Linked DNA regions of Homo sapiens: region 2 is linked to region 1. The links are chromatin loops, found by intact Hi-C in ENCODE. Cell type or tissue: K562. All regions are shown on one strand. Each heading gives the region's core, and the rest is flanking DNA. Links, peaks and the distances in the headings are about the cores only.

What was found. Hi-C counts contacts between places; a loop is a spot of excess contacts. Peaks named below come from ENCODE experiments on the same cell type or tissue, not always from the same donor. Only the 100,000 strongest peaks of a DNase experiment are listed, where the experiment ranks them.
Region 2: it touches region 1 in a loop (5-fold over the local background); 1 of 110 quality-filtered maps calls a loop at or near these places.

Annotation. Positions count from the first base shown.
Region 1 is chr10:21,798,566-21,815,110 of GRCh38, reverse strand. It overlaps DNAJC1 (DnaJ heat shock protein family (Hsp40) member C1), which reads left to right. Exons shown (of 12, transcript NM_022365.4): 9 at 9,012-9,131. Among named protein-coding and RNA genes, the nearest start is that of DNAJC1, 200 kb to the left of the region's middle. RefSeq lists enhancers at 3,490-4,689, 7,617-7,911. In K562, for the core only: no CTCF peak of the experiment used is centred there; a DNase peak (open chromatin) is centred at 7,780; H3K4me3 peaks cover 1,295 bases.
Region 2 is chr10:21,935,182-21,951,726 of GRCh38, reverse strand. The region is part of intron 1 of DNAJC1 (DnaJ heat shock protein family (Hsp40) member C1); the gene reads left to right. Among named protein-coding and RNA genes, the nearest start is that of DNAJC1, 60 kb to the left of the region's middle. In K562, for the core only: no CTCF peak of the experiment used is centred there; no DNase peak of the experiment used is centred there.

The sequences.
Region 1 (16,545 bases), core at 4,318-12,317:
CATGTCTGGCGCCATCTGTTTCAATCTTGAGAGCTCTTTGACACAGTGCCCTAGCCACAGTGCTTTCTAGCTGAGGTCGTGGAGTTTGCCCCTCTGCCTGACTCAAGCTAGCAGTGTGACCTTTGGTGAGTCTACCTTAATCCAGAGCATCTGCTTTCCCATTACTGAGATAAAATCTCTTAAATCCTAAATTTCAACATAAGGGCTAGAGGAGTTTTCCAGAGTGGCAGGGCTGACTGCATAGATTTACGTACATTTCTTTGAGTTACTTTCTCATTTTCTGTGAGGTTACTTTTGTTCCACTTTCACTGGATTTAGCATTCTATTAATAAATCCAATCCAGGGCAGTAAGAGCCTGAATACTCTTCAAGTCGTCGTCCTTGGTTTCCTATAATACAAGAGTGTATCTTTCTCTGCGAGATCTCCCTGAAAGGATGAAAGCACCCAGGACCCACTTTGAGACATTTTGCTGTCATTTCCAAATGGATTTAAGGTTGGCATAATAGACTACAGAAGAGGTTGTACTGTAAGACAACCCACCTGATCCCATTCTTCCCTAAGAAGCATTACACACCCTGCCCCCTTATCTCCCAAGTGAACCAGCCATTGTTCTAATGATTGGCCTGGTTTGTGCTCATGAATTTCTCTTTTCATGCTCATTATGAGTGTGTATCTCTAATTGTTTTCTGAAAGGGAGTAGACTTTATGGCTACACAAAATGAATCTTAGTACTGTTACTTAGTACTTGTTACAGTGGTACAGACCTGAGGCTGACCAAACAGGATGGCAAGGAAGTCCCCTAACCTGGAAGAGATTTAGGAACAATAAGGATGCCTTTATAGCAGCTGTGTTTGAACCTATTTCCTGGTATTCAGCATGCAGCCACTTCCACAATTCTTCCTTATTAATAGACAGTAAAAGGAAGTGACATTTGCTGCCCAACCGACAATATAACTTAATTAGCATGTTCGCTGTAGGTGCCCAGTAACTTCTGCAAATCTCTACAAGGCCCTCATTCAGAAAGAGGAAGAGTCTGTGAGAATCCCATCCTCATCACCAAAACTGTCAAAAACTGTAAAGAGTTTGAGATTTTACCTTACTTGTGAGCAAATAAGGTAGCCTGCTACAGTTTCATGAATGCTGGTAGAAGACATGAGACTCCTGGGTCAGAGACAAAGGGCAGTTTATTACTCACAGCAGCAGCAGTAGCTAGAGTATCAGCATTTTTCTGCTTGTTCTCTGAGCTTAGTTCCCACAGAGTAAGAGGGCCAACTGACTCCTAAACAACCAGTGCGGTGTATTACAGATGGGGAATCCTGAACTTAGGTAACTCAAATTTTTTACAACAGGCAATAAACATGGCTACCCATTCCTCTGAGGAGGCAATATCTTCACTATACTGGACAATAAGAATGTTTGCCCTGGCTGGGCGCAGTGGCTCACGCCTGTAATCCCAGCACTTTGGGAGGCCAAGGCAGGTGGTCAGGAGATCGAGACCATCCTGGCTAACACGGTGAAACACCATCTCTACTAAAAATACAAAAAAAATTAGCTGGGCGTGATGGTGGGCGCCTGTAGTCCCAGCTACTCGGGAGGCTGAGGCAGGAGAATGGTGTGAACCCGGGAGGCAGAGCTTGCAGTGAGCTGAAATTGCGCTACTGCACTCCACACTCCAGCCTGGGCGACAGAGTGAGACTCCGTCTCAAAAAAAAAAAAAAAGACTGTTTGCCCTTTGACCTTGAGGGAGACAATGTCCTTTCCTATTACTGCCTATCCATTGGGCCGCTTGAGCGGCCTCACTGTTTGGCAGTTGGCTTCCCCTAGAGACAAGTAACCCAAGAAAGAGCAAGGCAGAAGCTGTATGTGTATATATATATATATATATATATAGAGAGAGAGAGAGAGAGAGAGAGAGAGAGAGAGAGAGAGAGAGAGGGAGAGAGAGAGAGAGAGAGAGAGACAAGTAACCCAAGAAAGAGCAAGGCAGAAGCTGTATATATATATATATATATATGTGTGTGTGTATATATGTATATATATGTATATATGTATATATATGTGTGTGTGTGTGTGTGTGTGTGTGTATGTGTGTGTATATGTCTTTTATCATTTATCCTTGGAAAACACACCCTATCCCTTCCACAGTATCCTATTGGTTTTACATGTCAGCCCTAGCCACTGTGGAAGGAGACTGCACAAGGGCATTAATACTAGGAAGTGGGAATCACTGAGGAACACCTTGGAGGCTGACTTGTTATCACAATGGCTGTATAGTTAACACCATAGTTTGCTGAATAAAGAGTATATGGGAACTCTGTACTATTTTCTAAAACTTTCTATAAACCTAAAGCTATTTCAAAGTAAAAGTTAAAGAATTTTAAATGAAAATATAAGGTCCAGGAGTGGTGGCTCATGTCTGCGGAGGCCAAGGCGGGAGGATCACTTGAGCCCAGGATTTCAAGGCTGCATTGAGCCTTATTGTGCCACTGTGCTCCAGCCTGGGCAACAGAGCAAGGCTCTGTCTCTAAAAAGGAAAAAATCTATTAAAAAAGAAAATATAGATTATAGACCAGAAGAAAATATTTGGTAATACTTATATCTGACAAAGATCTAGTATCTACAAAATATAAAAAAATCTTAAAACTAATAAGAAGACAACCAATTAACAAATGGTCAAAAGACATGAACACGTACTTCAAGAAAGCATTCACTTGGCCAGTAAGCACATGTGAAGATATTCAAGATCATTTGTCTGGCTGGGCGCAGTGGCTCACACCTGTAATCCCAGCACTTTGGGAGGCTGAGGCAGGCAGATCACGAGGTCAGGAGTTCAAGACCAGCCTGGTCAACATGGTGAAACCCCGTCTCTACCAAAAATACAAAAATTAGCTGGGCGTGGTGGCGGGCACCTGTAATCCCAGTTACTCGGGAGGCTGAGGCAGGAGACTTGTTTGAATTTGGGAGGCAGAGGTTGCAGTGAGCCAAGATTGCACTGTTGCACTCTAGCCTGGGCAATAGGGTGAGACTCCATCTCAAAAAAAAAAAAAAAATCATTTGTCATCTGGGAAATGCAAATTATTACCACAGTAAGATATATTTCAGTCCCACCAGAATGGTCAAAATTAAAACAACTGACCATGTCAAGTGTTGGTAAGGATGTGGAACAACAAGAATGCTCATGCATTGCTGGGTAGACTGTAAAATAGCACCTCTTTGGAAAAATACTCCTGTAGTTTCTTACGAAGTTAGACGTACGTTTTCCCAATGACCTTAGCAATTCCACCCCTCTGTATTTATATGTGAGAAATTAAAACATGACCACTGAGAGAGTTTTACACAATATCCATAGCAGCTCTATTCATTCATAAACTAGCCTTATGAATGAAAGCTAGCAGCAACCCAAATATCCATTAATAGGAGAATGGATAGACAGATTGGGATACAGATCTTTCTTCTGATATGTGTTGAGAATATTTGCTGCTAGTTTGTGGTCTTCCTTTTCATTTTTAAAAATAGTTTCTTTAAAAGACTAAAAGTTTAATTTTGGCAAAATCCAAATATTTGTGGTTTTACCATTTCAAGTCATTACTTGCACACAACTCTCACACTGATAGGAGACTGCTAAATCCTCTGCAGTTAAGGAGTCTGTGGGAGACACGCAGGGGTGTCAGTTGTTTTGCAATTTGGACAGATTCCAGAACCTTTGCTTAAAAGGGGCCCCATTCAAGGTGAGTCATTTCGCAAGTAACAACATATATGGGCTTAATACAATTTGTAATGAGAAGTATGTTTCCTCCAGAACCCAAAAGAGCCTAAAAGAAACTGTGGGTGCTATGAGAGTCAATAGCTGTTTCTTGACAGTGTCATGGATGGAGTTGCCTTCAGTTTACCCAATAATGTTCAGAAATACAACCAAGGCCTTGCTCTGTGTGTAAGGCGGTGGGTCACCCCGTGAGCTCCTTTCATTTGTATGTCCCGAGTGAGTGTATCAAAGGAATCTCCTCAGCGGAGGAGGTCATCAGTGTGATGTCATACCTGCATTCCTGGGGAAAGTAGGGTGCAGTTTCAATCTTGCCCTCGAAGATTGTATGTTACAGTGAGGCTGTTTAAAGTACCCCGTGGTAGCTGGGTAAAACTGTATTGGGTCCCTTTGGAGGCAAACTGCAGTCAAGAGTGTTGAAATAGGCACTGAACAAAACATATTCACCAAATCTATAATACCAAAATATTTACCAGTTGCTGGTTAGATGAAGTCAGTAATTTCAGTTATATTGGGTATGGGTCCTTAGTGAAGTCCACAGCATTGAGGTTGAAGTAATCCACCAGGAGGCACCATACATTCCTCCCAAGTGGAAAAGCTGGTCAAATTGGGCTGTTAAATGGACAGGCAGTGGGGATAATCACCCCTTTTCTAAATAGGTCTTGTATAGTGGGTTTTAATCATTAAAGGCCCTGTTTTAATTTACATCTGGCTGTATTAACTGTTTTCATGGGGAAGCAGTACGTCCATGGGGTCCATTTTAAAAAGGCAATTTGTTAGTGCCAAAGACTTAAAATTAATTCATGACTCTTTGGGTCAGAGTGTCCATGACCACTATGGGATATTTTAGAACAATGGGTGTGATGACCATAGGGAATTAAGGCAAGACAGAATTCCTGTGGTTAGGGCGAGGCATGCATACTTGTCCTTTATATTATGTTCAATAACTCCCCTAAGATTATAGGGGGACCCTTGTTTAAATTTAGGAGGATCGCCAATATTGATTAAGGGCACAAAGGTTTGCCAATTGGTATATTTCAGTAGATGTTAATTCAGAGCCAGTGTCATAGAGGGACAAAAGCCAATTCCTGCCCTTTTATCTATGTATTGTATAAATTCAGTGAATTTTGAAAAACCAGTTGGGCCAAATTGTGGACTTCTGTTTTAGTTTTTGTTTTTTTGTGTCCTGCCTATTCTGAACGGAATTGTGTGCCCCCAAATTCACATGTTGAAGCCCTAACTCCCAATGTGACTGTATTTAAAGCTAGGGCCTGTAAGGAGATAATTAAGGCTAATGAAGTCGGAAGGGTGGGGCCCTAAATCGATAGTATTGGTATTCTTAAAAGAAGAGGAAGAGAGACAACAGACTCCCCCATTCCCCCCACCCCGCCACACACATACACACACACATGAAAGGCCATGTGAAGACTGAGCAAGAAGGCAGCCAACTGCAAGTCAGGAAGATAGGCCTCAAAAAAGAATTTCTCTTCCTAAGAGTAAAAAGACATTTGAGGTTATTTAGTTTTTAATTTTGTTGTTGTTTTTATACCATGTATTTATATATATTTGTCAAGGGCATGCCTCCATTTTTAAATAGGAAAGGAAAATTATATAGCTGAAAACTGTGCACTAAATTAAATGCACTAAAAGTGTTTATAGAACTTGAGGGTAAGAGATAATTAGATTATTAGACATCCAATCTCATCCCATCCCATCTAATACATATTAGATATATACATCTAATATGTGTATATATATCTAATAATGTGTTATGTATATCTAATGTGTTATGTATATCTAATAATATGTTATATTATTATGTATAATAATGTGTTATATATTAACTGGGCAATGCGATGTAAGAATGTTATTTTCTTGGATAAAATTTCTGAGAATTTATGAGTTGAGCTGAATCTAATAAAAATAGTTGAATCCAAAATTTTAGCTTCTGTATTTATATAAATAATTATTATTAATAGGTCATTTCAATAGAAGTATTGCTCATTAGAGAGTTTCAGTATCTATTTATTAGATAGAAATGAGCCTTTTGTCATTAAAGTATAAAAATACAATAAACAAGTACATTAAAAATTTTTTTTAATTTGGCCATAATTTTTAGTGCCAAATAAATTATATGATGCTTTCTAATTAACATTTTATAGTCCAAAGCTGTGAGAGGAAAAGTCCATATAGATTACTTTAAAAATACAGCCCTACCCCAAGAATATAGAGGATTTTCAGAGACACCAAATCTTTGAACATAGTGGGTTTTATGGCAAAAATCCATCCCAAAGGTACATGATTTGGGAATATAATTTAAGTTTTCATATCAGTTCTTACTTTGGTTGCTATATTTTGAGGTCATTACATTACAATATTTAATAATTTGAAAACTTTTTATTTTGTATTCAGTATGGAGATTTATTCCCAGAATGGGCTTTTCTGATGCAAAATTGGAGTGCTTGTATAGTCACAACAGCTGTCTCCACACCATGTGGTATCTTCCATTACTTTACTGTAGAGATGAATATTTGGCCCGGTGTTTCGGTAAGATTGGACACACATGGTTTTAAGTGGCAAAGCAGTATGCTTATGCATTCATTTGACTTTCACAGCTACAGTTGGCTCCAGATTAGAAGAGGGAGAGTACATTCACACCATGGCCACCCTCATGGCTGCTGTAGTAGCTGGATCACAGGAGGCTCTGTTGCTTCTAAAGACACAACTAACTATTGCCGAGGAATTACACATTCACCAAAGTGCCTTACAGCTGTAGGAGGGAGAATAATGCATTGCTAAAAGGGTTCTCTCAGATTTCAGATTATGGCCCTAGTCACTATCGAGCCTCTTTAAAAATATTAATAATAAAAATTATGGCCATAAAATAACTATGAAACTTAAGACTGTCATAGCAGTAGGTGATTTTTCAGGAATTCAATCCAAATACTTTATATAAAATTTTTATTTTTCAGAAAACTACTATGCTTTTACACACTCATTAATCTAATTAAAATCAGATTTGTTTTTAATGTCAATGTTTATGTATGCAGAGTATTTGGGAAGTTGATCTGTTAAAAATAGAAATTATTTTAAAGACTTAGTTTACTACCTGAAACAATGATTTATATTTTAGACATTGTAGACAATTTTTTTGCTCCAAAAATGTTAAAATAACATAGAAATTAGGTAATTTGATTTAGTGTGATTTCGTACATACTGTATGGTTTGATCAGTATATATCTTTATGCAATGATCAACTTCAAGCTCTTCATGACATGATCTTTTACTGTAAGCTTATTTAAATTCTGCCTAAAACTTAAGTCTTTTGCATTTCTGAAACCGATTGGTCTACTTATTAAAGCTTTTTAGCAATAAAACTATGATTTTGTTGAAAATCCAATTATATTTCTCTAAATTGTAGCTGAATAAGAATAATTCTTTTTTCCTTAAATAAAGACAAGGAGAAAGAAAAAACCCTCCGTGTAAATTTTTAAGTCATCTGATATGAAGAATTGGATTTCTGATATTCATTAAATATCAAAGAAATTCCGACCAGACCCAATGTGGGCTACCTTTTTATATAAGTGAATTTATGCATGTATTGTAGAGGCTGTACTGATGAATATGTTTGAGGCTTTCAGCTCTTAGTGGATACAAAATAGAATGATTGATAAAATCCTCCCTACTATTGGCTATTATTTACTGACTCTTAAGTGGCAGGTTGTATTTATGCCAATTTATCTGCTTCAGCGAACATTCTTGATAGCAGAACAAAGTGAATAAAAGTAGTTTGCTTTGCAAATGAATGCAAATGGGAGAGCCTTTCGGAAAGCCCTTTAACAGGGGCAATGCACTTTGATTATGAGTGAAGCTGCCATTTGGACATGGTGAAAAGAGCACGCTTGAACCATTGATTGGGGGAGACAGTAAAAAGTCAGGAAGGGCCCCGTTAAGCTTGCAGTGAGGCAGGCGGATGTCAGTGTGGTTAGAGCACAGTGGGAGAATGACAGGGAGGATTAGTGTCAGGGAGAAGCTTTGCTGTAGCTGTGGAGATAGTCCCTGGGGTCACTCACCTCTGACTGTTGTTCTGTGCTGATGGTTCTGTAATGCAAACTGCCTGATGTATGCCTGTTCATTATCGGAAATGGTGATTAGAAAAGGTATTTGCCTCAAAGGTTTCCTTCTTTCCCTCTTTCTTTTTCTTTATTCTTTCATTTTAATTAAAGGAAAATAAGGTAGGCTTCCTCAGTCTCTATGCTGGCTACTGGAGTATTGTTTAATACCAGAGTGCTTTATTGCCTCTGGTGGAGAATAGTTCAGTACTAAAGTGTAATGTGAAATAATTGTAACGTGGTTATTTGTTGTTTGATAATAATTTATTTCTCTGTGCTCACTTTGGGGTTTGACTACTGCTAGTGCTGAGAAAAATGCAGAGAATATGCTTGCTGTTAGACTTTTTGCATATGCGTGTTTATAATCTCTAAGGTATTTTTAAATTTAGTTTAATCATTTAGTCAAAGCTAAAAGTTGACCAAAATGAAATGGTCAAAATAAAATGAAATGCTGCTTTACATGGACTTGATGGTTTGAGTCTTGGCCACAAGAGTTTCTAATTTTATTTCTGTTCCGAAGTTTAAAAAAAAAAAAGAGTGACATTTGACAAGCTAAACTTCTTGAAAAAATATTATTTTAAAATTGAATATCGTTACATAGAATGATCATAAAGTGTCATTGCAGTTCTGATTTCAGACCAGTATATTTACTTGTTCACATTTCATTTATACTTGTAAGTTTTTTATTTTTATTTTTGCTTTCTTTAAAGTGTGTGTTTAAAAAAAAAAAGAGAGAGCCCTTTAATAGTAACTTTATGTGAGGCATTTATGAGCAGCACTGCATTTTATAGCAAGGATGCATTTCATAAGCTTTGAGAATGGTTTCTCATTTTAATTCAAAGCTGAATGGTCTTTTTTAAAAAATGTCTGCAAAACCTGGTTTTGCAATATTTATGCTTTCTTAGTTAGTATACGTAGGAAATGAAATAGGCTTCTAGAGCTTTGCATTCCAGTGTTAAATATGCAGCTCAAATCTTTATTGAAACTATTAGATACAATTTAGTATTGTTTTTTACAGAAAGCATATTGCCAATAATTTGCTTCACAGCAATTATCTCTCAATTATCTTTTTTTATTCTTCCAATTATCTTTTTATTTTCTCCCAATTATCTTTTTTTATTTTCTTTAATGTTTTGCAGGCACCTGAATGGACAGAAGAGGACCTCAGCCAACTGACAAGAAGTATGGTTAAGTTCCCAGGAGGGACTCCAGGTCGATGGGAAAAGATTGCCCACGAATTGGGTCGATCTGTGACAGATGTGAGTTCACTGAGATTTGCATTGTATAGAGAGAGAAACCAGAACAAGTCAGCTATGTAGAAGGCAGACATAGATGGGTTCCACAGTATCTTTGGGGAGGGGATACAACAATCCTTTTAGGACCTGAAAGTGAACCATTAATGCAATAAGTGAGAAGCAGATGTGAGCCAGTCCCCTGGTCCACAGTTAACAGCTGTGTGAGGAATTCTAGTGTTTAGAGACTTAAGCTACTGTAACCTAATCAAAGGAAAACAATGCCAGTTTTTATGTTTATAGTGACCCCTTTAACTGTGGAAAAAATAGTTCTCAAACTGATCAGAATTAGGAGGGTTGTATTTCAGCTGGATCTTTTTAACATTGAAGTACAGATTGCGATTGCTATTTAGACAGGTGGTTCTGATTAATTAAATGAGCAATATACCCATAATGCAAATGGTGTTGGCCTTTTTGTTTCAAGGATGATAGCAACAGTTCGTTTGATAAGTAGTTTAACCAGAAGAAACTGTGTGTGTGTGTGTGTGTGTGTGTGTGTGTGTGTGTCCATACGTAACATTTAAAAGATAAATTACTTACTTGGAAAGGTTTTGACTTAATGCTTTAGATGCTTTTATTGAGGAAATTTAGAGCAGAAAATTTTTTAGAAAGCACCTAGCACAGTGCCTGATGTGTAATATACTAAATACACAGTAAATGTTTAATTGAAATTGAGAAAAAATATTATTTTTATCAAATTGATATTTTCATGAGGGATAGTAAATATGCTTTACTAAATTTACTTTAAATAAATCCTATAGATCCAAAAATACTTAGAGGGTTACTGAAAGCAAAGATTTAAATTTCCCCTTCCATTCTGTTAGTATACCTTTAGGCCTTTTATAGTACTGATAGTTTTTTAAAACCTGCAAAATGATTACTGAACATGGCTACCAAAAGGAGCTTATAAATGCTGTAAGTTACTTTCAATAATAAACTTCCACTTTTTAGTTTAGAAAGAAACGTACAGAAATTATTACAGTTGCGCATCTCTAATCCGTCACGTTGGCGCTCAAGTTGCAGATTTTTGAGCAATTTCAGACTTTTGGATTAGGTATACTTGACCTGTACTGTCAAGTTTTGTATTGTTTTGTTTTGTTTTTGCAATGGACCTGCTTTGAGAATTTTAAATTATATATATGAATATTGTTACTACTGTATAGGTCATTTAAAAGACTACAATCTGGATTTTTATAAGACGTTTAGCAATATTTTTGCTTCAGAGTTGAAGTTTGATCATAGGGGAAAATAGCTGAAGTATTTTGTAACTTTTTTTTTTTTTTTTTGCTGTGTTTCATGAGTAGACTAGTTATCTTGAGTTACTAGAAAAGAACCATAAGGATAACTTTTCTTCAGCTAAACATGTTACTGGATGGTGTGTTTTATTATCTCGGTTTTAAGGTTGTTTGTAAAAGATAGGTTAATAATGACATATCAGTAAATATCTGACCAAATTAAAGACATTCCATGGTTTTTGATGTTTTAAGTACTATGACCTACTAATTACATAGCTGCTATTAATACAGTGATTATCAAAAGAAACTAAAATAATTTTTTAAAGTTATAAAACATTGGTTTAAAAAGGCCCTAAACTTTTAGTTCAATTGCTTAATGAAAAATAATAGTAATACTAATGTATTATCTCCTTTGAAGACTGCACCACATTTAACTTCTAAGATAATATTTCTATAAGGCTCTACATTTGATGCTAAAGGCAGATAGGAAACTGAGTAAAGCAATATTTTAATTTGTTGTCATTAAAACCTGGTAAATTTTTATCTGTATTTTTAAGAGGAGAAAGATGAAAATTTTTTAAATGCCAAGAATACACAGGATATAACCAACAAAGCCTCATAGATCCTAGTATATACTTAATTTACTAGAGTAGTCTTGGTGCTGTCAAAAGCATCTTTTTAAACTTTTGCAAATTCATCCCATATGTCTCCTTTTTTTCCTCCCTAGACTTACCCAAGGCAGAATGATTCCGTGTCTGCAATAGATATTTTTTCCCTTTATCATGGAAGTGGAAAACCTGACATTGTGAAGTGATTTTTTTTTTGTTTTTTGGGTTTTTTTTTTTTTTGGCCAAGTATTAGTTCTGTTTTCATAATAACAAAGGTACCTTGGAAATAAATATGTAATAAATCTAAACTTTTGTTGTACAAAAAAATGCCATTATAACTTTTCTTCTATGTCAATATATATATAGACCCACACTGCATTTTCATTCTGTAAGCATCATCTCCATGGCTGGACTATTCATTTCAATAACTCTCCTGTCCCCCAACACATGCATATGTCCACACACACACACACATACATACACACACACACACACACACACACACACACACACAGAAAATCACTCTGTAAAAGAGAACAGGTGTCTGTAGAATCAGTAACTCACAGGGATGACTTGTAAATTACATTGAAACAGCTAAAATGGTTCAGCTAGTATTGTTTCTCTAGTATAATGTTAAGTGAAAGTTAACCACACTTTAAAAAGACCACTTGTGCCTCCTTTTGGCTTATGGTGTTAATTAGATTTGTTTTCATTAAGTATTCGATTATGAAAAAGTAGCCAGGTTCAATTGAGTGTCATCAGAACCTCTGCATACTGACCTGATCACCTGCCTAGTTCTCCCTGGCTTTGCACAGCTGTTCTTTGACCGGGTTTCCTTGCCAAATTTGTAGCTTCAGGCTTAGTTCTCTTTCCTTCAAGAAACAATTGACCTTTTGGGAGAGAGGTGAGTGTGTGCCAGTGGTGGGATTTATGTGATTCTTTATTTGGGTTGTCGGATTACAGTTAAAAACCTTTTTATTCCTCAATTAAGAAAGAAATTAAGTATATTAATTGTCATAATTAGCAGAGTTAGATTGCTAAATTGTACTCTGGATAAACACAAGCAATATTTTTTTAAGCTTTTTAAAAAATTGACACCGAGTATATTTTAATTCAGATATACCTAATCTGTAAGGCCTACTTTATTATGGATTAAATATTTTAAATGTTGATATATGCCTTTCAGCAAATAATTTTGGTAATCACAAAGGACACTCAAATTGTAAAAATAACAGCGGAAACAAAAACTGTCTCGCATGTAAAACCAACTTTAACATGATGATTAACTGCAGGTTTCCTAAATTAAGGTCAGGGGGCCCCAGATTTCTTGCTTGTGAAGTAATACTATTCTTTTGCCTGAAAGGATGTAAACTGATTCTGCTTCTCTCCCTGGTCACTAATCTCTTGCATTCTGGTTGTGATAACAGACTGATAGGAGATTTTTCTGCCTCTTTGGAAAAGGCCCAGGTAGGCAGCAAAACAAAAGACAGGTGGCTAGATTTAAACAGGCTTTTATAATTAGCTTAGTGCCATAGTGTGAGGTAAGGGGTGTGTAGTTATATATGTAGCCCATTATGCAAGTGAAGAGGAGGAAGGAAAATCATAAAATTCCCAATTCATTTGTATAGCTCAACTGCAAGGAGATTCCTATTGGGGGAAATTTATATATTGTTATTATGCTGGTTTCAAAAACACGTAAGTGGACTGTTCCATGGAAAATAAGCATTATGGTTTATCAGTGAACTAAATATATAGTTATTATCTTGGCAAATATATTGTTATTACTTTTAGAGTCAGGCCAGCCCTACACAAAATTATAAACATGATAAGGACTGTCCTTTTGGTTTTTCTGCCTTCGTCCTCACTGCCGCTGTACCAGTTTCCTGCTACAGTAGTTCTCTTGGTCTGAGCCACATCTCATACTCCTCTCCCTTCCTTCTCTTACCCTCTCAACCTTACAACTTTTAAAGATATTTAAATTTTAGAAAACATGTGCAGGTTTGTTATACAGGTAAACTCGTGTCACAGGGGCTGGTTGTACAGATTATTTCATCACCCAGGTATTAAGCCTACTACCCAATAGTTATTTTTTCTGCTCCTCTCCCTCCTCCCACCCTCCAGGCCCCAGTGTCTGTTGTTTCCTTCTTTGTGTTCATGAGTTCTCATCATTTAGCTCCCGCTTACAAGTGAGAACATGTGGTATTTGGTTTTTTATTCCTGCGTTAGTTTGCTAAGGATAGTACCCTCTCCAGCTCCATTTATGTTCCCACAAAAGACATGAGCTCATTCTTTTTTGTGGCTGCATAGTATTCCGTGGTGTATATATAATCACATTTTCTTTATACTATCTATCATTAATGGGATTTCGGTTGATTCCATCCCTTTGCTGTTGTGAATAGTGCTGCTGTGAACATTCACGTGCATGTGTCTTTATGGTAGAATGATTTACATTCCTCTGGGTATATGTCCAGTAATAGGATTGCTGAGTCAAAGAAAGGGTAGTTCTGCTTTTAGCTCTTTGAGGAATCGCCATACTGCTTTCCACAATGGTTGAACTAATTTACACTCCTACCTACAGTGTATAATCATTTCCTTTTCTCTGCAACCTTGCCAGCATTTGTTATTTTTTGACTTTTTGGTAATAGCCATTCTGACTGGTGTGAGATGGTATCTCATTATGGTTTTGATTTGCATTTCTCTAATGATCAGTGATTGAGCTTTTTTTCATATCCTTGTTGGCTGCATGTATGTCTTCTTTTGAAAAGTGTCTCTTCATGTCCTTTGCCCACTTTTTCATGGGATTATTTAAGCTCCTTATAGATGCTGGATATTAGACCTTTGTCAGATGCAAATATTTTCTCCCATTCTGTAGCAAACCAACATTTATATTTTCAATTGCTTTGGTGATAATATTGATTATTCCATTATTCATTTTTGTAGTATTTTACGCTTTTCAAAACATTTAAATATACTTTTATTTGTTTTTTCATAATGACACAGTGAAGTAGATAGGCAACCATTATTTTTCCCTATTTTACAGCTGAGTAAACTGCTGTTAAGATATTTGTTCAAGGTGACACAGTTGTTAGTAGAACTGGGACAAGATCACATATTTTGATTCCATACTTATATGTTTTTACCTCTGGTTAATTCTGCTTTACTGATGTTTGTATGGAAAATACTTTAAATTTGTCTAGAGATTTATATCATTAACTCTTTTTTGATAAAACTCTATGTTCATAGCAAAAAGAAAACATCAAAGAATACACTTAAGCTAAATTTTTTTCTAATCAACCATAATTTTAAAGAGATCTCTGTGAACATTTCTGTGTAACATTGTATAAACAATGTATAAACGTTGTATATCATTCTAGAGACTTTAGCGTTTCTCTGTATATGTATGGATATGTATAATTTTAATAGGATTAATCTACTTTCTGTCCTTTTCACATAGCTCTAGAACATGAGCATCTTTCATGGCAATAAATAAGATCCACATCATTTTTCTAAAGAGTTACACGATAGCCCATGCTGCCATGATATCATTAAAGAATATCCTATCGGTTGACATTTAAATTGCTTCCTTTTTTTGCTATTTCATTGAGATGGACATGGTGTTTTAAAAAATTGTCTTTTCACTCATATCTATTTTATTAGCTTGTGTGCCTAGAACTAGAGATTGCATTCCTAGAAGCTGCTTAGTTCAAGAATATGAATGTTTTTAGAGCCTCTGAGGGCTCTGAAATTGGCCTGCAGAGAGGTTATAACAATACACATTCCCACTAGTGGTATATGAGAGGTCACTTCCTCATACTCTCATAAAAACCAAACACTACATTTTTCACCATTGCCCATGAAGTGAAAAGTGTTATAGTATTGATCTTTGTTACTTGCAAAAGAAAACACAGAGACTTGGTACAAGGGGTCCACGTCTGATGAGGGGTTCTAGTGTGGGACAGAGAAAACAGGGGCAAGATCATTGTTCAGTAAATAATACAGTTAAGTTTTCAGGATTTGGGGACACCTGAAACAACTTTGTAAGAGTCTCTCAAAATCAAGGAGGAGACATGGAAAAGGTCTTGGGGATATTTATGAACACTGAGCATACACAGATCTTTAAACTTTCTATGGATAAGATGTCTCCAAAGTAAAGGAAATTGGAATGACACAGGTCCCTCAGCAACACTAGATTCTGTGGGATGAGGGAACAGTGCCTTCACAGTGCTCAGGGGAAATGGTTCTGAATCTAGAACTGACCAAGTGTGATGGTAAATACGTGGGGTGAGAACTCGTACCCTTTCCTAGAAATTTTCCTGAGGTTGTACTCCAGCAACAAAAGGAATAAATCGAAGAGGACAACATGGGATCCAAGAAATGGTGAATCAGGAGAACTAAGGACGGCATGATAGGGACCCTGGGAGGGAGGGAGGTTTCATAGAATAGATAGTATGGCTGAGAACTTGGAAAAATGCCTATGTAAAAATGTGGAAAAGAAAAAAAAGGCAAAGTGCAGCAACTAATGCCTGTAATCCCAGCACTTTGATAGGCTGGGACAGGAGGATCACCTGGGACCAGAAGTTTGCGACCAGCCTGGGCGACATAGGGAAACCTTCATCTTTACAAGAAAAGGAAAGAAAAATTAGCCAGGTGTGGTTGCACACACCTGTGTGCCAGCTATTTGGGAGGCTGAGTCAGGAGGATCACTTGAGCCCAGGAGATCGAGGTTGCAATGAGTCATGTTCATGCCACTGCACTCCAGCCTGGGTGATAGAGTGAGCCCCTGTCTCAAAACAAAAAAACAACAACAACAAAAAACAGTAAAAAGCAACCAGAAATTCCACAAAGAACATGGAAACCACACGTAAAAAGACATAGTTTAAATTTAATTATACTACAGAGTAGATTGGTAGAAAGAGCACTTGTTTCAGTGGTGAATAATATTTACCAGGTCATAATTATGTAATATCTTACATGATGGTTTTTTATATTTTAAACATTTTATATGTTTTACAGATTATTTTTCAGTTTTTAAAATCCACACATTGTGGAGGACTGTGGCATGTTGTTCACCAAAGTAAGTTCTCTCCTTCTTCTCTAGCAGTAGATTGTTGGTCAGGCACATATGTGCACAATGACATTGCATTCCCAAGCCTCCCAAACTCTGATATGGCTGTATCACTAATTTCTTTTCAGGAGAACATAAAGTAATGTGTGTTCATATGAGCCCTTATTTATTTTTCCCTCCCACTGAGCTAGAATACTAATATGCCTGCAACTAAGTTGCAACCACGCAAGCAAAGATAGTTGCCCTAAGGAGCTGTGGAGAAACAGGCTAGAAAGAACCCAGATGCATGCAATGAAAGAAAATTCTTGGGTAGTGACAAGTAACATGAAGAAAAATAAAGCAGGGTAAGCAGATAGAGACTGATGGAGCTGCATTTTAAAATAGGGTTCTGAGGAAAGTGTTCTCGGAGAGGTAGTATTTGAGCAGAGGTACAAAGCAAGTGAAGGAGCAAGGTTGTCTGAGAAGGAGCATTG
Region 2 (16,545 bases), core at 3,335-11,334, 140 kb before region 1:
TATTTATTAGTGGTTACCTTGTAGTAGTAGTTACTAATGAAATAAATTTATTTAAAATAGTTATGGGTAAGTTTCGACTTAATTTGTAACTTGAGTCTCTCTGGACAAAGGGAAACTGATATTTTCCATTTCTGTGAAGCACTTGCACTATGAAGGAATGGTTTATATATCAAGTTAATTTTACATTGTTAAACTTTTTTTTTTTAAGGGAAAACGAATAAAGCACAAAGCTGTTGTTTGCTATAGAAACAGTTTAAACTGTCTTTAATTTGGTAGGAGAAAAATTTCTCTATTTTATAATCATTTAGGTTGCCAGATTAAGTTTTCTGCTTTTTTAACCAGTATATTGGCATTGTGTAGTGTCATCTGTAGTATTTTAGGCTTGTCTAGATTACTTTTTTTTTTTTTGAGATGGATCTCGCTCTGTCACCCAGGCTGGAGTGCAGTGGCATGATCTCAGCTCACTGCAACCTCTGCCTCCCAGGTTCAAGTGATTCTCCTGCCTCAGCCTCCTTAGTAGCTGGGATTACAGGTGCGTACCACAACGCCCTGCTAATTTTTGCATTTTTAGTAGAGACGTGGTTTCACCATGTTGGTCAGGCTGGTCTCGAACTCCTGACTTTGTGATCCGCCTGCCTTGGCCTCCCAAAGTGCCACCTCGCCTGGCCATCTAGATTACTTTTTTTTTTAATCTATCTGGCAGCAATGCCAAGTCTGAATTAAAGCATTTCTGCAGCTTCTCCATCGGAACTTTCTGCTGTTTCTAGCACTTTTATGTTGTGGAGATGGCTGCTTTCCTTAAGCCTCGTGATCCAACTTCTGCTAGCTTCCAACTTTTCTTCTGCAGCTTCCTCACCCTCTTGTCCTTCTCAGAAATGAAGAGAGTTAGGACCTTGCCCTGGATTAGGCTCTGGCTCAAGGGAATGTTGTGGTTGGTTTTATCTTGTATCCACACCACTCACACTTTCTCCGTATGAGCATTAAGGCTTTTTCACTTTCTTATCATTCATGTGTTCACTGGAGTAGCACTTAATTTCCTTCAAGAACTTTTCCTTTACATTCATACTTGCCTGTTTGGTGCAAGAGGCCTAGCTGTTGGCCTGTCCTGGCTTTCAACATGCCTTCCTCACTAAACTTAATCATTTCTAGCTTTTGACTTAAAGTGTGAGATATGTGACTCTTCCATTCACTTGAGTACTTAGAGATCACTGTAGGGTTATTAATTGGCCTAATTTCAATATTGTTGTGTCTCGGAGAGCAGGGAGGCCCAAAGAGAAAGAGAGAGATGGGGGTACAGCTGGTCGTCGGATCAGTCAGAACACATACAACATTTATTGATTAAATTTACCAATTTATATAGACATGGTTCGTGACTCCCCAAAATAATTACAATGGTAATATCAAAGATCACTGATCATAGGTCACTATAACAGAGGTAATAATAATGAAAATGTTTGAAATGTTGCGAGAGTTACCAAAATGTGATACAGAAACAGGAAGGGAATACATGCTGTTGGAAAAATGGCACCCATACACTTGATTGGCTCAGGATTGCCACAAACCTTCAATTTGGAAAAAGATACAATAGCCGCAACATGTAGTAAAGCACAATAAAGTGAGGTGGATTGTGCCACTGCACTCCAGCCTGGGCAACAGAGTGAGACCCTGTCTCAAAAAAAAAAAAGATTCTGTGGATGACTACATATTTTTGCATTTGTAGACTACCACAGGAGAAAATTATATGACATGGAAAATTTGACTAAGAACATTTTTAGTACAGGACACTAATTTAAGCAAAAACTGAAGCAAATTTGAATGAAATCAACCCAGTTCTAAACACTGGTCATCACGCAAAATGACACGCCAATAAATACGCAACTAGATTAAAAGTGTGCTGTGATTATATTCCATGAAATATCAGTCCTCCTTAACTCTCCCAATTACCAAGTTAACTCCAAAGGTTTCGAGGACTGGTTTACCTAGTTTGTCAATAGAGGGCAATCGCTTATTGGCCGGGTGCGGTGGCTCACACCTGTAATCCCAACATTTCAGGAGGCCAAGGCGGGCAGATCACTTGAGGTCAAGAGTTCGAAACCAGCCTGGGCAACATGGAGAAACCCTGTCTCTACTAAAAATACAAAAATTAGCCGGGCATGGTGGCAGGTGCCTGTAATCCCAGCTACTTGGGAGGCTGAAACACAAGAATCACTTGAACTCTGGAGGCAGAGGTTGCAGTGAGCCGAGATCACACCACTGCACTCTAGCCTGGGCAACAAAGCGAGAGACTCCATCTCAAAAAAAAAAAAAAAAAAAAAGAAGAAGGGGGTGGGGGGAGGGGGAAGGGCAAGGGAGCAATCACTTATTGAAGCATGGATACTTCCAAATAGAATAGGACATAACTCTAGTTCTGGAAATGACTCAAAATCATCCAATTGGTTAAAAGCAGAGAACGATAAACTATACCCAAATATATCCAAAAATTATTTCAACAATTTATTTCTGGTTCTCATAGGTATGTAATGCGAAGGAAGAAAATTGAACCCTCATTTTAAAACTGGTTAGGTACAGTTATTTCATTTCCTTTCCTGGAATCTTACTTTTTTTCCTGTTTTTGTTTGTTTGTTTTGCATTAGTCAGAAAACACTTAACCCAAATATACATACAGATTTTTAAACTTTAACTACTGAAGATGAGCAAAAGTTTAAAAATATTGCCTCCACTGTAACTGATAAGGTCTGACTTCCTGCTGGGACAGATACAATTTGTTTGGCTACTCTTCTGAATTAATTAAATGAGTTTTACTGGCATCTCTATCCTAGAAATTCTCCAATTGGGAGGGAGTGAAGCATGAAGCTGAGATAAGTGGCAAGCATTTTTAAAAAGAGGTACTTTTAACTTGTCCCAAGCTTTTTTTGAACCTTAACTGGGTTCCTAATGTCCAGTAGTCTCCCGTTATCTGTAGGGGATACGTTCTAAAATCCCAATGGATGGCTGAAACTATGTTTTTTCCTATATATTCATATCTTATGATAAAGTTCAATTTATAAATTAGGCACAATAAGATTAACAGGAATAATAATAGAACAATTACAACAATATACTATAATAAAAGTTACGTGAATATGATCTCTCTTTTGTCTCAAAATGTCTTAATATTTTCAGACTGCAGTTGACCATGGGTAACTGAAACCTCAGAAAGTTAAAGCTTGGCCAAGGGAGCCTGTGCTATATACTACAGGTTACCAAACACACTCTGCCTGGAATTAGAAATTTCCACATTAATTTCAATAATACTGACTTGAAGATTTTTGTGATATTATATCTAAGTACTTCTTAGATTCAACATTTTATTTACTTTGCTCCTAAAATTATTTTGTGCAATGATTTCTGGCATTCTTGCAAAGTAGTAAATATACAGAAATTCAAATATTCATATTTGATAGGTACTTTAACATTCAAGACTGCAAGTTGGGCCAGGCGTGGTGGCTCATGCCTGTAATCCCAGCTACTTGGGAGGCTGAGGCAGGAGAATCACTTGAACCCGGGAGGCAGATATTGCAGTGAGCCAAGATTGTGCCACTGTACTCCAGCCTGGGTGACAGAGTGAAACTCCATCTCAAAAAAAAAAAAAAAAAGACTGCAAGGAAGGAAATAAGGACTGATTAGTATTAATACTTTTATTATATCCCATATTTTTGAATCATGACATTAGAGAGGTATCTGAGAAATCAAACTATGTATTTGCCTTGCTTCTTTGTCATTTCTGCAAAGGTTGAATGATAAATTATTAGAAATAATTTGACTACAATTTTGGTCAAAAGTCAAATGTAACAAATATACTGAAATAAAATATTTCAGTTATTTTCAGAGATAAGAACTATGAAACACTTCCTGAGGGATAATGATCAGGAAATAATAAGCAGCTATTACATAATAAAATTCATCTGAGGAAACAAAAGTCATATACAATTCCTGGCTTCTGGAGCTGCTAAAATTCATAGAAAAGATATGCAGTATCAAATTATAACAGACTCTTGAACAACAGAGGGGTTAGGGGTGCCGATCCCCCAGCACAGTGGAAAGTCCATGAATAGCTTTTGGCTCTGCCAAAACGTAACTACTAGTAGCCTACCACTAACATAAACAATTAACACGTTATATGTATCATATACTGTATTCTTACAATAAAGAAAATGTTATTAAGAAAATCATAAGAGAAAATATACTTACTATTCATTAAGTGGAAGTGGATCATCATAAAGTTCTTCATCTTTGCATCTTCTTATTGAGTAGACTGAGAGGAGAGGCTAGTCTTGCTGCCTCAAGGATGGCGGAGGCAGAAGAGGTGGAGGAAGTGGAACGGGAGTCAGGAGAGGCAGGCATACTTGTGTAACTTTTATTGAAAAAAATCTGAATATAAGTGGACCCTTGCAGATCAAACTCCTGGTGTTCAAGGGTCAGCTATGTGTATTCTGATATAGATTTTTTTAATTACTTGCTAATTTGCTTCTTAAATTGGCTTCTGTTTCTCAACATCATGCACAGGACATTTTGCACATGACATCACATGACATTTTGCACATGACATCATGCACATGAAATTTTGTTTTACTATGACAGAATACCACAGACTGGGTAATTTGTAAAGAAAATATACTTCTTTCTTACAGTTCTGGAGCTGGAAAGTCCAATATCAAGGTGGGAGCATCTGGTGAGGGCCTTCATGCTGCATCATCCCATGGCATGAGAGAGAGCAAGAGATGAAACTGGCAACAAGCCCTTTTATGCCATTAATCCGTTCATGAGGGTGGAGCCCTCATGACCTAAACACCTCCCATTAGGTTCCTCCTCCCAACATTGTTGCATTAGGGATTAAGTTTCCAACACATGCTTTCAGGGGGACACATTCAAACCATAGCAGGATCCCATTTTATTGATAGATACTACTTTTGATGGATATTTAGGTTGTTTCTAATTTGGGGCTATTATGAGCAAAGTTTCTATGAACATCGTTGTACATATCTTTTAATAAGCTTATATATGCATTTCTGTTGCGTATGTACTTAGGAATGAAATTGCCCTATCATTGCTGGGTTTGTGTATGTTCAGCTTTAGTAGATACTGCCAAACCGTTTTCAAATGGTTATAGTAGTTTATCCTCCCTCCAGCAGTGCATTGGTGTTGCAGTTGCTCCACAGCCTTAACATTTGGGACTAATTATCTTTTTTATAAAAATAAAATATTTATAAAGATACATTATCTTTTATATTTTGGCCGTTCTGGTAGGTATGTAGTGGTATCTCACTTTGACTTTAATTTGCTTTTTCTCTGTAATTAAGGAAATTGAATACTTTTTATATATTTAATGGCCATTTGGATATAAAATGTGTAGAGATTATAAAATATTTTTATGTGTATCAGCACTTTGGGAGGCTGAGGCGGGCAGATCACGAGGTCAGGAGATTGAGACCATCCTGGCTAACACGATGAAACCCCATCTCTACTAAAAATATAAATATTTAGTTGGGCGTGGTGGCACACACCTGTAGTCCCAGCTACTCAGGAGGCTGAGGAAGGAGAATCGCTTGAACCAGGGAGGTGGAGATTGCAGTGAGCTGAGATCGCGCCACTGCACTCCAGCCTGGGCAACAGAGCAAAAAAAAAAAAAAAAAAAAAAGAGGAAAAGAAAGGAATTTGAATTATTTTATTCAGCAGTTAGTATGATTTTGATTTTGCATTTATCACTTCTCAAATTACTAAATTATCAGTTATTTTGTATAAAGTTGGAATTTATGAAGAAACACTAGTTTGGAGAGAAAGGGTTAAGTTAAATGTAGAATTAATCACTATTGATCCTCTTTTAAAGAACAGCTGGGCAAAATTGTACAAACTAGCTTACCAGTCCTATCTCCATTTCATGTACATGTCCATTTTTCTCTCACTGTGACCTTTCAGACACCTCTGATGAAGGATGTAAAAGATCTCTCTTACTATCAACTTGTACCCTCATGCCTGTTAATTCAAAGAATTCCTCTCTCAACTTTTATTGGCCGTGACATTTTATATATGGCCAAGATCTATAACATTTATACTCAAATACTTTCATCTTACAACCAACCTACAGACTTAGACCTACATGTATCCTCTCCTTTTTCCTGCTAATGGTGTCCCCTCTTTGAATGCTGGCTTTTCTCCCATATTTTGGATTCTGTCCCTTACTCTACCCCTTCCTGCTCTGGAAACATACTGTCAGTGCTGCTATCTGTCACCTATATTTAAAGTCCTCTCTCAACTATATCTTTCTCATCAGTATTTATGTAGATATGTTTCTTTAAAAAGAAAAGAAAGTCTCTCTCAGCCACGTATCTTTTTCCATTCAACAGCCAAATTTCTTGAAAATTTCCCTTCATTTTACACCACTCTTCTTAGGTATCTGTACCCATTACTCTAGCAAAACAGCTGTTCCCAGGATTCCCAGGGATTTTCATAATAGCTGGTCCAGTTGATAACTTTTAGTATTCATTTTACCTGACATCAGCAGTACTGACAATGCTGACATTCTTCAAAGCTCATTTAAGCCTTCATATATTACCACTCTTCTGTTTTTCTTTAAGCAATATCCTTCATGCCTATTTGACTTTTCTTCATATACCAATGGCTTCTACATTTATATATGTCTAATACAAACTACTACTTTGAGTTTCAGACCTATGTATCCAGATGCTTAACTGGCAGTTCCACTTGACTATTTCAAAAACACCTCCTACTTGGCAAGTTCATTGTCTTCTCTGGCCTGCGGATTTTCTTCCAGTGTTTTCCTATTTCTGCAGATGTTATCAGTATCCTTGCTTATGCAAGTCTGTTACTCACAAGTTGTCTGTCATTTACAACCTTACCCCCAATCTAATTCATCAAAAGTTCTCACAACATTTTTTCTTTCCTGTTTATTTTTTATTTTCCAGCTTTATTGAGGTATAATTGACAAAAACAGTATATATTAAGGTGTACAACATGATTTGACTAATAACATTTTTTTACACTCGATTCTTTCTCCTTTGCAGATTATCCAAGACAAATTCACTGCCACTCTTCCACAGTATTTTAATTCTCTCTCCCCTGTGATTATCCTAGACTTATCCAATCTCTCTTACCTGTGCCATACTGTGATTGATACAATTAGGAAGTCACTGGGACCAGGAAACTACCATGATCAGTTAGCCACTGCAGCTGCAGTGGGAACTTAAAACAATATATAAATGGAAAGAATTGGTCTGTCTTCCAGAGAATTACAAACCATACTATGAAAAACTTAAAAATTTTCCCTGACAATCTTTGAAGAGAAAGTCAGTATGGAATGGAATATTACATGTCTATTTATATGGAGATAAGGATACATCCTTAAAAGGTGAATTAATTTCAGAGATGTAAAGAAAAGCATCCAGTATTATTCTATTACATTTACTGGTTTGCACTTTTATTTTGAGAATTTATCAGTCTTTTTACATGCTGTAAAAATCTGCTTATTAAAATTGGAGGATAATATGAAAAAAAAAAAACCTTTATGTGATGAAAACAATGGATTAGTTTCAACATTTATTTTTCCATGCCAGTGTCTTTTCCTGTTTTGCATAGTGTTGAAAGCTAATAACTATGTTTCCCAGATCCACTTGCAGCAAGTATTCTGGATATAAGGTAGATTTGGCCAATGAGATGTACTTGTGTATGTTTTAGAAGGTGGAAATGAGATAGAGGCCATGCTTCTGTTGCTTTTGCTTTTCCCTTTACAGATATGGGTGCCTATCCATTTTTTTTTTTTTTGCTGATGTGGCATGGATTTGAAACCAACATTTGCGGTTGACCACAGCCATCTTTCTCACTTTCCTGACTATATGCAGGGTAGAAACATAACATTGGGAAATTGGACTAGGCAGTTTAGCAATAGCAGTCACTGAAGCGTTTAAGAGATCCTGCTTTGGGCAGGGGTACTATGCTCTGGGTTGACTTTCAAGGGTAGAGCTACTGTGTTTGGAAAGGAGACAGCCAAGAACAAGATTATCTGGCAGGAACCACAGCAGAAAGAAGCCCTGTAAAGGCAACTGGAGCTCTGGGATTAGGGATCAGTCTGTGTCTGAAAGGAAATAAATACACAACAGTATTAGGTGAATGACAGATTGTAATGTTCCCTGTGTCACATTTAGAACCAGCTGGGCTGAGCTTTCAGATGAGTTCATTTGACATTGCTATTGGAAGGTACAGTAGGCAGAAGCAGAGGAAAGGAAGGAAGGTAAAGCAAATATGTGACCATTTTCCAGATAAGAAAGCTGAGGTTTAAGTAACTACTGAGGCACCCTCTGTCTGGTATATTTATTTTAATTATGTTTGCTAGGGAATTATCTACTTTACTTGCCTTTCAAAAGAACTAGCTTTTTTCCCTTTTCTGTTTTATTAATTTCTGCATTAATGTTTACCCGTTTCTTCTTCCTACTTTGTTTTGGTGTATTTTAATTGTTCTTTTTCTGTTTTCTTGGCCTGGGTACTTGGTTCATTCATTTTTAGTTTGTCTTGTTAGCTGCATGCATTTTCCTCTGTGTAGAATTTCATTTCTCATAGATTTTGATGTAAAATATTTTCCCTTTCATTAATTTCTAGGCTATTTGTAATTTAAACTTTTATTTCTGTCTTGAAAAAAAAATTTTTTTAACTTGTCAGTTGCTGAGGTGTTTAAAAATCATTTTTGTCTCTGATGGTTATTTTATTTGATTATTATTTTTAAATGTAGTCTGTACTATCTCTAAGTTTTAGAATTAAGACTTCCTTTGTGACCAGACTTATTGCTCATTTTTTAAATGAACCATGAATATAGGCTTGGTATTGTATGCTTATATTTCTTTTTCTTTCTTTCTTTTTTTTTTTTTTTTTTTGAGATGGAGTCTCGCTCTGTCGCCCAGGCTGGAGTGCAGTGGCACAATCTCGGCTCACTACAAGTTCCGCCTCCCAGGTTCATGCCATTCTCCTGCCTCAGCATCCTGAGTAGCTGGGACTACTGGCACACGCCGCCACACCCGGCTAATTTTTTGTGTTTTTAGTAGAGACGGCGTTTCACTGTGTTAGCCAGGAAGGTCTCGATCTCCTTACCTCGTGATCTGCCCGCCTTGGCCTCCCAAAGTGCTGGGATTACAGGTGTGAGCCACCGCGCCCGGCCGCTTATATTTATCTTATATATATCTTATATTTGTAAACATAAACACCTCAAAGTGTTTTAAAAATTATTATTCAAATTCTCTATAATTTTGCTTATTTTTTGTTTACTTACTATGTCAACTCTGGTAAAGGTATATTAAAGTATTCTGCTGTGATTGTTTTTATCAAGTTCTATTTAGGAGTTTTGCTGTTATGTGAATGAATTTGGAGTGTTTAGAACATAAGGGTTTATGACTGTTTTAACTTTTCAGTGGATTAGACCTTTTATCATTACTTATTACCACTCTTTGTCCTATTACTTGCTTTTGACCTTTAATTCCCATTTTCCAATGTTAATATCAACACTATTGCTTTTCTTTTGTTTGCGTCTGTTTTTCTTCATCTGTGTTTTCTGCCTTTTTGGTTTTGTTTCAAAGTTAGTTTGTTGATCAGTTGTATTTTGATAAGGGAGCTCAGTATATGTATAGTTAATGAGAAACAAATGCTTGATTTTGTTTTTCCTCTCGTCTGTAGTATGTGTTATACTTCTTAATTTTTCTTTTGTTGGCTTAGTAAAATTTCTATTAATTTGGAAATTTTTATATGCTTTTCTGTTACATAGTGGTTACCTTCTCATCCTTAAAGATGATAATAAAACCTATACTTTTCTATTAATAAATCTAAATCAAATAACAGCTTTTACTTTACCACTTACTTACCCTTCTTGGTCTGCTTCCTCTTCTTTTTTTCTTTTTTGAAAATTCTAGGCCACTATTAGGTTGTCTCTTATGGCATATTTCTTCTGTTTTAAGAATACCTACAGACACATATATTACAAATCACAAATCATAATACTTTTGTATTTATTGTTCACTATTTATACTTTTTTATTATGAAAAACTTAAAACAAACAGTAGTAGAGAGAATAGTTTAATGAATTCCTATATTAATCATCACTCATTTAATAATTATCATTTTCCTATATTATCCTTTTTTTGAAGGATTTTAAAATGAATATCAGACATTATGACATTTTATTCCTGAGTGCTTCACTGTGCATCTCTTTAGATAAAGAGATATTAAATACCCAGGATACTATTATCCCATCCAATATAATGAATAATTCCTTAACAGCGTCTAGTAGCAGTCTTTATTCAGATGTCCCTAGTTGTCACAAATCTGCCTTTTTACTCTGGTTTAATTTGAATCAGGGGCCATACAAGTTCCATACATGACATTTGGTTGTTCTATCTGTTTTTTTTTTTTTTTTTTTTTTTTGAGACAGTGTCTTGCTCTGTCGCCCAGGCTGGAGTGTAGTGGCGCGATCTCGGCTCACTGCAAGCTCTGCCTACCGGGTTCCCGCCATTCTCCTGCCTCAGCCTCCCGAGTAGCTGGGACTACAGGCACCTGCCACCACGCCTGGCTAATTTTTTTTTTTTTTTTTTTTTTTTGTATTTTTAGTAGAGACGGAGTTTCACCGTGTTAGCCAGGATGGTCTCGATCTCCTGACCTTGTGATCCGCCCGCCTTGGCCTCCCAAAGTGCTGGGATTACAGGCGTGAGCTACCGCGCCTGGCCAGTTGTTCTGTCTCTTAAATCTCTTTATTATAAAACTGTCTGTCCTCTCTCTCTTTCTCCCCCTGCCATTGACTTGTTAAAGGGACCTCCTTTTCAAGATAAATCAGTGGCAAGATTTAGTCTAAGATCTAGTTACCAGATTATAGAAATGATGATTTTGTTCTGTGGATAGTTGGTCTGATGTTCCTGCCAACTCAATTCCCCCAGTAATTAGATATCAGAAGCAGCTGTCTCTTGAAGCTGCAGTCTTTTGTTTATCTATATTTTGGAGAACGCTTACTTTTTTAATCTTATGGAGAGGACAGAGGTGTATCCAACTCAAATAAATGTGTTATTAATCTAAATTTATTTAGATACTAGTTTAAAATAGGGGACATAATGTATTCCTAAAATAAAGGAGCAGAATACATCCTTCTACTGTGCTCGAAATTATTTTCTTATTTGTCAAGAAATCATTCTTATTGACCTTGACTCTCAAAGAATAATAAATGTTCTCTTATCAGCAACCAGGATTTGGTATAGATTAACCTTATCACTGGTTAGTATATATAGTTTAAGGCTAAGAAAATCAATTAAAGTTATAATCTTACATAAATTTGAATACATCTCTCCAAAGGCAGTTGACTTTAACAGTGATCTATTATGGAGAAACCCAAAGCCTCTCCCTACTTCTTTTGTAACATATTGGCCATAGAAGCCCAGACTTAAAATTTATCATGAAGTAAACTATATTATTGTATTTATTATTTTTATTTGCCCTGGAAAATTAGTTTTTATTTTGAAACTTATTTCTAAAGCATTTTCTTTTTTCTATTTATTTTAAATTTTATATGCATCTGGTATAAAATCCTATAATCCTGAAGATACTGTGATGAATCCAAGTTTCCTGCCTTATCCTCCTGATCCACTCACCAGAGACAACTTCCTTTAAATCTCTCTATTATTTAGTCCTTCTAGTGGTGAATGCACTTGTATACACACACGTTTGTTTTGGCTTTTTTGCTGCTTTTTTTTTTTTTTTTTTTTGAGAGAGGTTTGGGGTGGGGTGAGAAAGCTGTGTTGACTGCTAAATTTACATGTGAAGGTCAGAGTAAAGAGGGCAAAGTCATTAGTAAGAGTTTAGCTTGAGCTTTTAATCAATAAATCAGATACGAAAATGACCCAAAGACCTAGTGAGAAAGATTACATGGAATTACAGTCAAGTACTGCTTAATGATGGGGATACATTTCGAGAAATGCATCGTTAGGCAATTTTGTAGTTGTTCCAGCATCATGGAGTGCACTTTCACAAACCTAGATGGTATAGCCTACCATACACCTAGGCAACATGGTATAGACTATTGATCCTAGGCTACAGACTTGTACAACATGTTACTAAATACTGCAGGCAATTGTAACACAATGGTATTTATGTATCTAAACATAGAAATGGTACAGTAAAAATACAGTAAAAAGATTTAAAATGGTACTCCTATATAGGTCAGCTCCATTATAATTTTAGGGAACCACTATCATATATGCAGTCCATCATTGACCAAAATGTCATGCACTGCATTGACTGTATTAACTTTGAGGCAGTTGGTCTTGATTAATAACACTATACAAATTAAGGGTCCCAGATGTCAATTAGAGTTTGAAGTTCCTAAATATAATTTGGATGAATGTTGTCTTCCTTCCTCAGTGAATCTGATAGCCAGGTAGATTATCTTCCCTTCAATTTAATACCCCTGAGTCTTTTTCAAGGGAGTAGAAGTTTCATTAAGAAGAGTTTACTTTGAGCGGGCCGGGAGCGGTGGCTCACTCCTGTAATCCCAGCACTTCAGGAGGCTGAGGTAGGTGAATCACGAGGTCAAGAGATCAAGACCATCCTGGCCAACATGGTGAAACCCCGTCTCTACTAAACATACAAAAATTAGCTGGGCGTGGTGGCACGTGCCTGTGGTCCCAGCTACTGGGGAGGCTGAGGCAAGAGAATCTCTTGAATCTGGGAGGCGGAGGTTGCAGTGAACTGAGGTCACACGACTGCACTCCAGCCTGGCCACAGAGCGAGACTCCGTCTCAAACAAACAAACAAACAAAAAACAAACCAAAAAAAACCTGAAGAGTTTCCTTTGGTCAGATCCTGGATAAGATCTTTTGGTTTTGGTTTTGGTTAACTAGCCAAATATTTTTCTACTACCTGGCACACCTAAAAATGTGGGTATCACATTTGTGGAGACACTGTATAAATAGAATGAGTTTTAGATTATTGTCAATCCATTGATTAAAATCAGGGTCAGCAAACTACAGTCCTTGGGCCAAAAGCAGCCACTACCTGATTTTGTAATAAAGTTTTATTGGAACACCACCATACCCATTTGTGTATGTATTGTCTGTGGCTGCTTTCTTACTACAATGGCAGGATTTAATGGTTGTAATGAAGACTGACCCACAAAGCCTAAAATATTTACTGTCTGTCCCTTTACAGAAACAGTTTGCCAATCCTTGGTAAAAAATAAAATAAAAAATTTCGCTTGAGTCACCTAAGGCAGATTTTTCAGTGCTATTACGTAGCAAAACTTAGGATAGCAACCATGGAAGGTATAAAGTTAGGTTGAGATTTTTCTTCTTCTTTTTTTTTTTTAAGTGTGTTTATAACTGTAAATTTTCTTCTGAGCACTGCTTTTACCACATCCTACGTTTTGGCATGGTATGTTTTCGTTTTCATTCGTATCCTTCTCTAGAGATTTGTTTTTTACTTTAAAAATTAAATATCGTGATTTAATTTTATTTTTCCTTAATCCTCAGTTGTTTTAAATTAGAAAAAATAGTTATGATTAACTATTAACATTAATGAATTAAAATCTTCCAGAAGGAATGAATCCAAAAAGAAATATCTAACGGGTAATGAAACCCTGATATTTTATGGCCTTTCCTATTTTAGTCTCAAACATTCTAAACATAAAGGAAGAAAGAGCTTTTCAGTTTTATTCTTTTAAAAAGAGTATAGGCTTCTCTCCTGCTAGTGAGGATGGTCTTCTAACACATTCACAATTATCTTAGAGACAACATAATGGCACGTTCATTCATATTACAGTAGTTTCTAATTTCCTTTTTGATTACTTGTTGTTTAAAAATGTGTTGTTTAATTTCCACATACGTGTGAATTTTTCAAATTTCCTTTTGTCATTGATTTCTGATTTCATTTCATTATGGTTGGAGAAGATAACGTAGTATGATTTCAGTCTTTTTAAATTTATTGAGACCAATTTAATAGCCTAAAATAGGGTATATCTTGGCTAATATTCCTTATGCACTTCAGAAAAATGCGTATTCTCTTTTGGGGTGGAATGTTCTATAGATGTCTGTTAGATGTGTCTAGTTGGTTTATACTGTTGTTCAAGTTTTCTGTTTTCTTACTGTTCTTTCTGATTGTTCCAGTCATTATTAAAAGTGGAGTATTAAAGTTTCCGTTATTATAGAATTGTCTATTTCTCCTTTCAGTTCTGTTAAATCTTTACTTCATGTATTTTGGGGCTCTGTTAGGTGCATGTTTATGTTATTTATATTGTTATATCTTCTTGATGGATTGACCTTTTTGTCGTTAAATAATGTCCTTTGTCTTTTGTAACAATTTTTGTGTTAAAATTGATTTTACCTAATATTGGTATAGCTACCAGCTCTCTTTTAATTACTGTTTGCAAGGAATATCTTTTTTCATCCATTCACTTTTGATCTATTTGTATCTTGGTTCTAAAGTGAGTCTCTTATAGACACCATGTACAGTAAATCCTCTCTTGCCATCATCAGTAGAGTCTTAGAAACTACCACTTGCAGTAAGTCTTTAAATAGCATCATTTCCTTCAATGCTGTTTCATTATAGCATGAAAAAAAATTTTCATTATATGTCATTTTACTTAAAGTTGCAGTTTCTAAGAACCTGTCAGTGACCTTAAGTGAGGACTTGCTGTGATGGATCATGTTTGTTTTGAATTCATTCTGCCAATATCTGCATTTTAATCAGACAGTTTAACTCATTTAATTTTAAAGTAATTACAGATAAGGAATGACTTACTTTTGCTATTTTGCTATTTGTTTTCTGTATATTATATGTCATCTTTGTTCTCCAGTTCTTCCATTACTACCTTTTTTGTATTCAGTTTTTTTTCTAGTGTACTATTTTATTCACTTTTCATTTCTTTTACTGTAGATCTTTATATTCTTAGTTTTTGCCATGGGAATTACAGTTAACATCTTAATTTATAGCAATCCAGTTTGGATTAATACCAGTTTAGTTTCAGTCACATAAAAATATTTTGCTAGAATGTGAGATGCAAAAAGGAAAAATTTTAAATTAATTTTACAAAGAAAATAAAAAATGTTGCTCCTATAGCAAGCACTGTTCCCTATTCCTTGTGTTGTTTATTGTCACTCTGCACTCCAGATTACATTTTTATGTATATAATGTCTGCCATAGACATAGATTTATATTATTTGTTTATGACAGATTTATAATTACTGCCTTATGTAACTGTCTTTTAAATCATGTAGAGTAAAATTGAAGTTACTAACCAAAATGCATTAATAATGACTTTTATATTTATCTATGTAGTTACCTGTTTTAGTCTGTGCTGCTATAACAAAATACTTTATGCTGGGTAATTTATAAACAACAGAAATTTGTTGCTCACGGTTCTAGAGACTGGGAAGTCCAAGATCAAGGTACAACATATTCACTGTCTGGTGAGGGCCCCTTCCTCATAGATGGTCCCTTCTATGTGTCCTCCCAGGGCTGAAGGGCAAAAAAGGGACAGCTCTATGGGACATCTTTTACAAGGGCACTAATCCCATTTGGCCTAATCACTTCTTAGAGGCCCCACCTCTTAATACCATCACATGGGGGATTAGATTTCAACACATGAGTTTTGGAGGGATGCAAACATTCAGACCACAGCATTATCTTTACCAGTGTTTTTTATTTCTTTGTTGTGATTTGAATTACTGTCTAGTATCTTTTTCTTTCAGCTTGAAGGACTCCTTATAGCATTTCTTATAAAGCATATCTACTAGCAATGAATTCTAATTTTTTAACTGGGATATCATAATTTATTTTGTTTTTGAGGGATAGTTTTGTTGGATATAGACTTCTTGGTTGATAGATTTTTTTTTTCATGTTAATTTACTACCATCTAGCCTCCATAATCTCTGATGAGAAATTAGCTGTTAACTTTATTGGAGATCCCTTATACATGATAAGTTGCTTCTTTTGCTGCTTTCGGGACTCTTTCTTTTAACATTTTGATTCTAATGTTTCTAGGTGTGGATCTCTTTAGTTTTCTCCTACTTGGGGTTTGTTGAGATTCTTAGATATATAGGTTTATGTCTTTCATCAGTTTTTGAAGTTTGCTGTCATTTTTTCTTCAAATATGTTTTCTGCCCCATTTTCTGTTTCTTCTCCCTTTTGGAGATCCATTATGTGTTTGTTGGTACTTTTAATAGTGTTCCACAGGTCTCTTAGGCTTTGTTCATTTTATTCATTTTTTTCCTTTCTGCTCCCCAGATCAGGTAATCGCTATTGATCTAAGTGTTCATTGATTGTTTCTTCTGCCTACTCAAGCCTGCTGTTGAGCCCCAACTAGTAAAATTTTCATTTCAGTTATGTATTTTGCTAGTCCAGAATTTCTGTTTTGTTTTTTTAAAGTCTATTTTTGTTGATATTCTCAATTATGTGAGACATTATTCTCATATTTTCCTTTAGTTCTTTGAACATACTCTTTAAGCATATTTAAAATAATTGATTTAGAGTCTT